Regions from separate parts of the Homo sapiens genome. Here region 1 is linked to region 2. A link is a loop called in an ENCODE intact Hi-C map of the cell type or tissue named here. Cell type or tissue: Calu3. All regions are shown on one strand. Links, peaks and the distances in the headings refer to the core of each region. The heading gives the core; the rest is flanking DNA.

Region 1 (5,383 bases), core at 106-5,105, 210 kb before region 2:
GATTAAAGATTAAGTTAGGAAGGTGGATGTAGCCACATCATAGGTGACCTCAGATGCTAGGCTGAGGAATCTGGAATTCAGTCAGCAGACCTTTGAAAGCCTTTTGAACAGAGGAATGCCCCCATCAGAACCTTCATTTAGGAAGATCAATCTGGAAGGAGGACTGAAGGACCTTTAGTTAATAAGATGGAATGGGCTAGCTGGTAGAATAGGGTAGTTGATGGGGGGAGGGATAGGGGAAAGGGAGAGTAGTGAAAAAATACTTGATTTCTTTTCTGCCATAGTGACCAAGAAGTGGGTGCTACATTATTTCCAGTGGTCTCTATATGCATAATCGGTGCTTAATAAATTGTAGTTGGCCTGCCAAAAAGTACTTAATATGGCTATAAATGTTTGGTATTTTGCTTCAGGCTGCCACATACTTCTACAGTGGAGAAGGCACAGACTTGCTGTCATTTAGACAAATTCTTCTCTTTTAATTTTTTTAAAGACAGGGTCTTATTCTGTGGCCTGCCATGCCCAGCTAATTTTTTAAAAAATTTTCCTAGAGATGAGGACTGCTCAAGCAGTCCTCCCACCTCAGCTTCCCAAAGTGTTGGGATTATAGGCATGAGCCACTGTGCCTGGCCAAAATTCTTTCTTAATAGAATCCTCCTTCCCACCTAAGGTGGGTTGTACTAGGAATGGTTTAAATCATACCAATTGGTTAATGATATGGAGGCAACTGTAAGTAGACCTGGTTTTACTTGCTTGGGCAGCACTCATGCTAATCAGTGTACGTTGAATAATGCTGCATACTTCTTATTTTCATGTTTCTGAAGAGTTGCATTTTATGTGGATAGGTTCATCACAAGACCTATGAAGATATAGATAAACGTGGAAAATATGACCTTTTACGTTCAACAAGATACTTTGGTGGAATGGTGTGGTATTTTGTAAATAATAAAAAGATTGATGGTTTGCTGATTGACCAGATTCAGAGAGATTTGTAAGTATGATCTTAGTAAGTGAAAGAATCATTCTTATTGCTCTAACAGTTCATCTGTATTTAGGCTATGGTATTTTTCCAGTGATAACAGTGTACTGTCTAGTGCTTGCTTACCTCAGTTTATGGATTTGTTCTTTTAGTATAACCTAGCTCTCCTAGTTTTTGCTTTTATATAAAGTGTAAGTAAGCCACTTACTTTCTCTTGAAAGAGTAAGTGGCTTTGGATCTGTACTGTAAACCCTCAATATTAACTTATCCTGAGCTCACCAATGCTCCTGGGTTGCTGAACTTTCCAGATACCGAAAGGGGGATTAAATAGGAAATGTAAAGAAGTAGAAATAAGCTCTGTGGTTGTTTTCTGGTAGAACTATTTCTAGGGCTTTTCAGTAAACACCATCCTTTAACTTATGAAAATACTTTTGATATCCCTTGCTTTTGCAAGATTTTTAAGGCATGAAAAAGTTAGCTTCTTTTCAGAGTAGCATGAAACAAAAAATACCTGTTGTATTTTAGCATCAAGCTGGTGTGCTCCCAGGCTTCTAGCTGGAAATAATAATACAACTTGTGGTAAAACTGAAGAGAAAATAGTTTTTGAGCATCTTTCTATCAGTTGATTTAGGAAGGCCAAAATGACAAGGAAGCAGCATGGCTGTAGTAAGAAAGTCAACTTTCCACAAAAAGCCCTTGCTGGACTCAAGTCTGAACTACAAGACAGTTTTGAGATTATTGCCACCTTCAGACTGTTAGTTTTTGACTCGCAGAGTATCCTAACATGTAATACAAACCATATACACAAAGGTAAGGCATGTGGAACTGAAAGTTCCACAGAACTTATTTTCAGAATAAAATCAGCCCATACTTGGAAAAAGGGCATCATTTCTCATAGAAACAATATTCCTAATGATGATGATTTCCAGGCTAGCCCATTTCACCAGCATATGTAGTGTAATAAAAATCAGAGGGCAGAAATATACCTTCATACCCCATAATTGGGGGCTGGTGTTGATGGGGATGCTCAAGTGACTTGTCTTTATGTACGTTATCTCCTGTGAATGAATTTTCCACTTATAAAGTTTCTTGAGTTTAATCATTCTGAAATTGCTTTATTATTAAAACAGTATGTTCTTACAAAAAATTAGAGCAACGCAGAAATGTTTGAAAATTAAAGTTTATTAGGATATATTAATGTATGATATTATAGTATTACTCATCACATGTAAGCTTTACATCTGAAGCAATTCATGCTTACTGGGAGGGAAGTTTGAGTACTTACTTAGCTTTTCCTGCTATTCCTAGGTAAAGGCCCTCCTGTGGTCATTCTGAACAGAAGAGTGAGCTTACTGCAAACCACAGGCTGGACAGTAGAGGGTGCATATCCTCACTGAGTGGAGCTCAGAAAAGAATTAGGATTCTGCACACATTTATTCCAGACTCAGTTCCCACTGTTGGTTTTTATATTGAGATTATTTTAAAATCTTTTCGAAATATAATTTATTTGCTCTTTAAGTATGGGTGGGGTGTTAAGCTAAATTTAAATTGTTCTGTGAGGCACAGGCATTATACTTAAGCATGAACCTAATGAAGCCCTGAACATACCAACAGGTAGCAGTCCAGTTAAGCTCTTTATAAGGCCACATGCCTAAGCTCCAAAGGGAATCTTAATTTTTTATTGGGGAGACATTTCGTTACTACATTTAGTGGACTTTGTTAGATTATAACAAGCACAATAGATTTGTGATGAACATTTTTTATTTTTTTCCCCCTGAAAAGCTTTATGATACAACAGCTCTGTTTTCCTGAGAGATGGCCTTTAGGGTAGATGAGCCTCAGTATAAGCCCAGAGCATTTCTCTAAGGCTACCAAGGCTTGAGGAATTCTGTACTTACTCCCACTGTCACCCTGCTCTTCATCCCCCAGCTCAGGTAAGGGGAACGCAGGGAAGGCTGAAGAGTGCTAGCTGCGGAAGCACTGAATTAGGGTGTCCTCAGCCCTCCATTCCCAACTGGAAGCCAGTAGTTCACTTAGTGTATATAGCAGAGCCTCAAAAGCACAAGCATTTTGAGTGTCGTTTTTCTGTGCCCTCCAGCGATGAGATGGCAAATGGTGGGAAAGTGTCAGCTGTGTGAAAAGATAGTGATTGTTTGGTTTTGCTAGGACAGTTTTAATGTTGATAAAAATTGTTTATACATTTCTGAGAAGTACAGACCAGAAGAACTGAATTCTTGTTCTGTCTTCTTCATAGGTAGTTGTGTGATGCTGAAGTTAAGACAGATTGCTGATGTAGAACCCGATTTTCCTTTTTGTCTGATGTGTGTGTATAATTTCAAATTTGCTTCACTAGGATGCTATTTTACTAATGCGTTCCTGTGAATCCTTTCCTTGGAATCTTAGGGGGCCTCTTGTAGAGGCATTTGTCTGTTAGCAAATGTCACTTAGAGGCAAGTGACTTTGAGATCCCTGTGACCACCACCCTCCTGCTTATGTGGGATGAAGCTGTGTTTCTGTCCTCTGAGTTGGATTAGACTATTACATGCTGGTGAAGTAAGCTGGCCTGGAAATTGTCTACCATTAGGAATGCTGTTTCTGTGAGAAATGGTGCTCTTTTTCCAAAAAGAATATAGCCACATTTGGAATATATTCACTTTCATAAATTGGACACTTCCTGCAGTGACTCCTGCCCTAGCTGCCTCACGGAGTTGGTGTGAGGCCTAAATTAGTCAATTTTCCTGAAAATGCTTTTGAAACTGTAAAACTGAAGGTCCTTCCCCAATCCCTCCAGCCTGAGGAAAGTCTGAAATGTAATTTAGTTTGAAGTTGGCACACACTTTTATAGGACTGTGAATCAAATGAAGAAAACCCCTAGATAACATTAAACCCTTTCATTCTCAGAATCGATGATGCAACCAACTTGGTCCAGCTGTATCACGTGCTCCATCCAGATGGCCAGTCGGCTCAAGGGGCCAAGGATCAGGCTGCTGAGGGAATAAATTTAATCAAGGTAAAGTTTTTTTTTCATATTGGTTGTTTTGTGGTGGTAATTGAGCTGGGAAAAATTCAGAATTGGGTCATAATTAATGGTAACTAAACAGATTTGTGAATATGGGACATCTGTGGTCTTGAAAACATCAGTATGATTTGTCCCCATATTTCTTCAGCCTGGACAATAGAAACAGACAGGGGAGGGGGGTAAAGTGCAGTAAAGTAGGTTGAGTGATGTGGTGCTAGCAGCTGGAGTCCAGAGAAGTTCTGACAGTGCAGGGAGCAGCCCCTTTGTTCTTTGGAGCACTGGAAGGGCTGAGCTGCATCTGAGGTGTTCAAGCCACCAACAGGACAGGGTAGAGGACTAAGTAGCACATGTCCCCCAGAGCAGCTTCCTGTCTTTGTGTGGTCACATCACATCGGGGGAAATGGGCATGTGTCAAGAAGTGGAGAGTGTGATGCTTGTATATCATCAAGCCTTAGCTGTATTGTCATTTTGGAGCTGCATACCTCTCAAAACCATGGGCTTATGTACATTTATCTGTAAGTGCTGAGAGTTGAGATGATATTTTCAGGAAGGGAAGGGGAGGAGATTGTATAATTAATTTCATCTCTTCTAATGCTCAGAATATACATGGTTTTGTGGAACTGGCTTCTATCCTAGTAATACTGTTTGCATGCTGCAAAGCTAAGGAAACAATGACCTGTGATGACATCCTAGGAAGAGTAGAGAGAAACTACAGTACTGATTTTCTTTATGAACCTGATAAAGCGCAATGTTTTTGGAGAAAATATTCTTTAAAGTCAAAAGTTAGTTTGGTAACTCTTAGCCTCCAGATTTCTCTCTAACCTAATGGTTTTTGTTTTGATCTCGAAGGAAGTATTAATATTAATACAATGTCAGGGTCTTAATTGGATACTTCTGGTGTTTAGAATTAGTATTGCTTGAAATGTGTTGGGTATTGTTTTTCTGTCCATGTGTGTTTATTAATTATTGTATAATCGGGGGAAAAATTGTGAAATCTGAAAGCCCTTTTTAAGTAGGACTCTTTGCTACTACAGAAATGCTAATGATGTCTTAAAACTGAAAAACTTTATAAATAGCATATGTCCTATTGTTTTAAAATTTTCTTTTTAATTTAAACAGGTCTTTGCAAAAACAGAAGCACAGAAGGGAGCCTATATAGAACTAACACTGCAGACTTATCAAGAAGCACTCAGTCGCCATTCTGCAGCTTCCTAAAAATATTTTAAAAATACATTTATTTTACTAAATACTGACTACATTTCTCTGTTAATATTGAGCTAAATGTTAAAAAATGGCCAGATTAAAAGATATCAATTTGTAGTTCTCCCTACAAAGCAAAAATTATTACCCTACTCACTTTTCGTAGGCTACAAGGATATTTGAGTGCC
Region 2 (5,383 bases), core at 264-5,263:
AACAGTAGCAAATTTCATGAAGCAGCTAAAAAGAAGAGCAACAGCTGGTACATCAGGCATTAATAATATAACAAAGGAAGAAAAAAGAGAAATTTTTCATTAGTACTTTTTGATGTCAATTTATTATTTATCCCTTTGCCAGTATTCAAACAGACAGGCAGTCATAAAACATTAAAAAAGATCCTTTAAAACGGTCAGGCATCTGTTTTACCTCAGTTCCTTTTTAGAAACCTGGAAATCAGGAGCCCCGGCTTTTATGCTATAGCAAGTTTGACACTTGCTGTATCAAAAATATTGCTTGAGGATCACTACGTAGAAAGAGTTTTGTTTAAATTTTATGAAAAGCTGGTTAGGCAGGCAGACAATGGTTTCTAAGGCAAGATCCAGTGTAAATCAGCAATGTGCTGTTTCCAACTGTTTGACTCCTCAGTTCATATTCTGAAACCAGGGCGTTGACAAAACCCACTGTTCAGTAATTAGCATCCTGTCAAATCTTTCCAATCAAGACTAGCATGCTGCACCTGGTCCTAGTTAAAAAACACATTGTGGGCAATTCTGATCTGACCCTCAGGGGCCGCTGCCATGCTCAGAACTGCATTCAGCGTGCATGCCATAATTACCATCCACACAAAATAAGTAGACCTCCTTGTCCAGCAGCTCTGAGAGATTCTGCCTAATCCTAATGACCTGCCACACCATTTTAACTTCTTTGATAAATGTCTATCCTTGTGATTTAGACCTTTCCTCTCCTGTAAAGAAGGTATCTCTTCCTGGGACAGAAGACTCCTCAGAAGTAGAATCACTGTAGAAATAAAGCAAATGAAAAATGGAGAAGCAAAAACCAAAGTAAAACAGAAACCTTAACAGCCCTCTCCCCAGCAGGAGCTTGTTGGAGGAGGTGTGGGTGCTGAGTCCCCCCTCCCTAGCTTGTCTTGCCCTCAGTGCTCTGGGTGCTTTTGCCTTTCCAGGTACTGCCCTTGGTGTAGAGGCCATGGTCCTTGATGTACGTGATGACAGCATCGGGAATCAGGTACTTTACGCTCTGCCCTTGGCCCAAGGCTCGCCTGATGTATGTGGCACTGATCTCATTCTGCACAGGCTCCTTGGCCAGGTGAATGTTGTGCTGGTGCATCCGTAGGATGGGAGATTCTGCGATGTAACCTTTTGGGTCGTGACCTACTCGGCCCACGCACACCAAGCCAAACTTCTCCACTATTTCCTGGATGTGCGCATCCTTCCAGAGGTTGGGGGTCTGGAAGGTCTTCAAGACGTCTGCCCCACAGAGAAGCTTCAGCTCAGGCACAGCTGCAAAAACAAGGATGGACCCAGTAAAGTTAGAGAGAGGTCACTGCCAGGAAAGACAACATCATTGGAAAGTCTCACAAAATGCTTTTCTTGGATGTATCGAGAACTCAGTGTCTCCATGTTCATGACTTGAAAAGAAAAAGCATGTAAATGAATCTGCAGCCATTTCAGGGAATACAGTTGTAAGTAATGATTTAATCAATACACCTTTTGTTTAATATTGGAAAAGTGCCAAGGAATACGATTTTTTTTCTTTTCAGTGTTCTAACAGAAGTCTGTCTGTGGTTGCTTTGGACCAAGGCAGAGTGCTCTAAAGGTGGCTGTGCTGTACCCAGTACTGTGTCTTCTGATAGAAGGTAAGGTTCTGAAAGCTCTGAGACCAACAAGCCATGGGCCTTGGACAAGTCACTGCCTTATTTGAAATCCATTTCAGCCCTTGTGTTACTAGGAACTAGTACCTGGCACTTTTATATAACAATCTCACTATAAAGATTAATTATAAAGGCTCTTTGGATAAACAAAAGGTCTCTAAGACTCCAGCTGGTGGCCTTTTCATTGCAGTTTCCAATAAAACAAAGCTCTAGAACAATGCTTAATGTGGATAATCCTTTGGAATGTGTTCTAACAGAATGCTAATTGTGATAATGAAATAATACATAACATTTATTGGGAGATTACTGTGGGCACTACTACTAAGCTCTTTATGTGTATAATACCATATGCACCCCAGAACAATTTATGAGGTGAGTATTGTGCCCATTTTATGGAGGGGGCAACTGAGGCAGAGAGAGATAAGTGACTTGCCTGAGGTCACTCAGTTAGGCAGATAAGTCAGGTGTCAAACCCAGGCAGCCATCCTCCAGGTGTGGCATTTGTAACTGCTGGGTTCTGCTGCTGCCTGCTGGTGGAAATCTGTACCTGCATTATACTGGAGAAGCCCTTCCTAGAGTTCCAGACTGATTTTCCTGGCACTATCCGTGTCCCTCTTGGTGAGCTAATCAGCAAAGGAAATCCAAGTCTATGCTAGAAACAAGCTGCAGGGTCTCTGATTCTTCCAGAAGCTGATCCCAGCTTCAGTAAATGGCAAAGACTGGGGTCCCAGAGTACTGGCCCCTGTCAGTCACCACAAAGTCTGAGTAAAGAGAGGCTCCAGGGCTACCATACTGGAGAAAAACTTGTGTAAATGGTCAGTTTAGGATCCTCTAAGGTGGAACCTTTAAAGGAATCCAAATGTGGACCAGAGAGATGAGTTCACACAAAAGCACTGGAGCAACTGTGGAATGGAAAGTGAGAGACTGGAGGTGTCATGGAGAAGTCTGAGTCCTGGCCTCAACTGGGCACAGGCTGCTGTGCGGCCAGAGCCAAGACCTTTCTCTGGGTATCAGTTTCCCCATCCATGAGATGATGAGCTCTAGACTCATTTAAAGCAACATATGCAATCACAGAAACACACTTTTCAAATGCTCTAGCGGCATAATACTGGTCTAGTAAACGATATTCAAACATTCCTTCATTCATGCATGTATGAACTCTTAGTGGTTACAAACTAAGACTCTAGAGCCAGACACCTTACACCCAAATTCTGGTTCTGACGTTCAATACCTCATGTGATCTCAACTTTAAAATGAGGATATTACCCTTCATTTATTCATTCATTCACTTATCCATTTACTCATTTATCTACCACTCTATTCATAGAAACACCCACTCAACATTTATGAATTGTCTCCCAGTGTCTGGCCTTTTTAAACCAATAAAACAGCATTTAACAATTATTCAGTAACTCACACTTTTCACTAATTTGGGCTGGTCCCATTGCTCACAACACATATGTATATTTGAACGGTTCTGCATCTGTGAAGTTTTACTCCAATTTCTTATCTATCCAACCAGTGTAGTATAAAGGAGAACAGTGTTTGGTCTTTCAAACAATTAGGTAGTTTTATGTGGTCTTCCTATGGGGGAGGTACTATGATGTGCATTTCATTCCAGGATTTGCTGGGACCTGGGACACACCCCCTCTCTTCCTACAGGTCAGAGAACAGAGAAGATACCACCTCCTTTTTCCAATAGATTTTTTTGTGGGGACAATTTCTGCATGTCAGTTTCAACATTGGGTACCGTTTGATTCATTAACAATGACAGCAAGGAATACTATTCACTTTGAGCCTTGCCTAGAAGGAACAAGGGCCCACACCTCCCCTGCCCCCCAAATCAAAGGCATGTCTGTGAGGCTGGTGGTGCCTGTTATTTCATGACGACAATACCATGTGATAGATCACTTCTCGGGCAACATGGGCCTCAGACTTCTAATTCCTGGCAGTCCTGTCTTCAGGGCTCACAAACGCATTCACACATCTCTTCCAAATCCATTTACAACACTGTTACAAAATTTTTAGACCGAGTGACTCTATCCAAGTCCTAAGTATGTAACTCCAGGGTGTAGTATAAAGAAATCAATACGATTTCTCCTAACAGTGATACAGATACATAAACAAATGGGATGTCCATAGGCATTCTGGGGGCAGTGTGCTCTACCTTTGAGTAGCTAAGGGCTTTGAAAGGTAGATAAAACTGAAATTTACATAGACTGTGAGGGAAGTGCCACTAGGATCTTTGAAAGTTTGGTTGTCCTAAGTCTGTGAGATCAAAGAACACCAATCTTGAGGTCAGTCAGCTCTGGGTTCAACTTTAAATCTGCTGGTACCCTCAGGAAAATTACTTAGCCTATGGGCCTGTTTCTTCAGCCATAAAATGGGGATAGTAAAGCTTTCTTTGGAAGTTATGGGAATTGAGTGATGGAGAGAATGCAATGTAAATTTCCTGTCTGGCGCAGCATGTGAACACTGCCACCAACAGTGATGTCTGTCATGGTACCTCACAGACACACTCAGAAATGTGGGACTTCTGGGTCTAAACAGGACATGAGAGATGAAGCATCTGACAGGCAGCACCTAAATTTACCATACAAGGCCACCTTGGAACATTCAGTATAAAACGGAAACAGATAAAGGGCCTGCTCTGTTGGGAGAGGGAATCCTCTGAATGTGGCTGAGCTGTGCTTGGTTCCATCAGCCATGGGTGGGCGCCACCTTCACAAAAGACAGACAGAGTCAGCTGTTAAAGAACTGAAGGCATCATCCATCCCAAAGTGTCACACCCAAGCAGCCCAGAATGTAGCAATCCATATGACTCTGGGTGAGCCCAAGGAGGCCTGCAAATCATAGAAGTGATGGGCAAAGCAAGGCTCTGGCAGCCAGAAATTGCCGAGCTCATCACGTAATTTGCAACCCCAGAGTATAACAGCACACCAATAAAATACGCAGCACACAAAATGGTCCTTTAGAAATATGTCACTAGTAACACACATGCCATCTCATCAAAAGCCAAACTTATGCTGAGAAAAATTCCACCTTCCTGTTTTTAATTGCTCTACATTTTACCCCAATTACAAACATCAAACTGTGTTCATTATGGAATGTATGGAAAATATGTAAGTATTTAAAGCAGAAATAACAACAACAATATTAATTCTGCTTTCTACAAAACACCATCAGTTTTTAGTGTATTTCCTTAGTCTTTTCTATTTAGACATGCTAACAGATGGGAAGTATAGTCATATTTTTATATACTTAAGATTATATGCAGTATTGTATCCTGATTTTTTTCCACTTCCTTCATAAGTGTTTCTCCACATCATCAAAACCTTTTATGTAGTTTCTTTATGCTATGTATACAGTATAATTTAGGTATACTTTCCTTTATATTTAAACATTGATATTGCTTTTACTTCCTGCCATTGTAAAAACTGTTGTGATAAACATCTTTCTGCATAAATCTTTGTCCCAATCTCTAATTATTTCCTTAGCCAGATTCCTAGAATGGGAATTTATCAAGCAAAGAGTGCAAAGATTTTTAAAGTCCCTGATATATTTTGGTAAACTGAAAAACATAGTTTTCTTTTTTTAAAAATTTTATTATTATTGTACTTTAAGTTTTAGGGTACATGTGCACAACGTGCAGGTTTGTTACATACGTATACATATGCCATGTTGGTGTGCTGCACCCATTAACTCGT

The links. Peaks named below come from ENCODE experiments on the same cell type or tissue, not always from the same donor. Only the 100,000 strongest peaks of a DNase experiment are listed, where the experiment ranks them.
Region 1: it touches region 2 in a loop (11-fold over the local background); 4 of 110 quality-filtered maps call a loop at or near these places.

The regions. Positions count from the first base shown.
Region 1 is chr3:139,351,805-139,357,187 of GRCh38, forward strand. It overlaps MRPS22 (mitochondrial ribosomal protein S22), which reads left to right. Exons shown (of 8, transcript NM_020191.4): 6 at 843-988; 7 at 3,878-3,986; 8 at 5,115-5,325. The coding sequence ends at 5,210. Among named protein-coding and RNA genes, the nearest start is that of MRPS22, 10 kb to the left of the region's middle. In Calu3, for the core only: CTCF peaks have their summits at 2,334 (motif pointing right) and 2,541; a DNase peak (open chromatin) is centred at 2,337.
Region 2 is chr3:139,560,088-139,565,470 of GRCh38, forward strand. NMNAT3 (nicotinamide nucleotide adenylyltransferase 3) reads right to left here. Exons shown (of 7, transcript NM_001401600.1): 7 at 104-1,305. The coding sequence ends at 923. All of the region lies in intron 3 of COPB2-DT (COPB2 divergent transcript), which reads left to right. Among named protein-coding and RNA genes, the nearest start is that of RBP1, 23 kb to the left of the region's middle. In Calu3, for the core only: a CTCF peak has its summit at 2,222; DNase peaks (open chromatin) are centred at 2,194 and 4,384.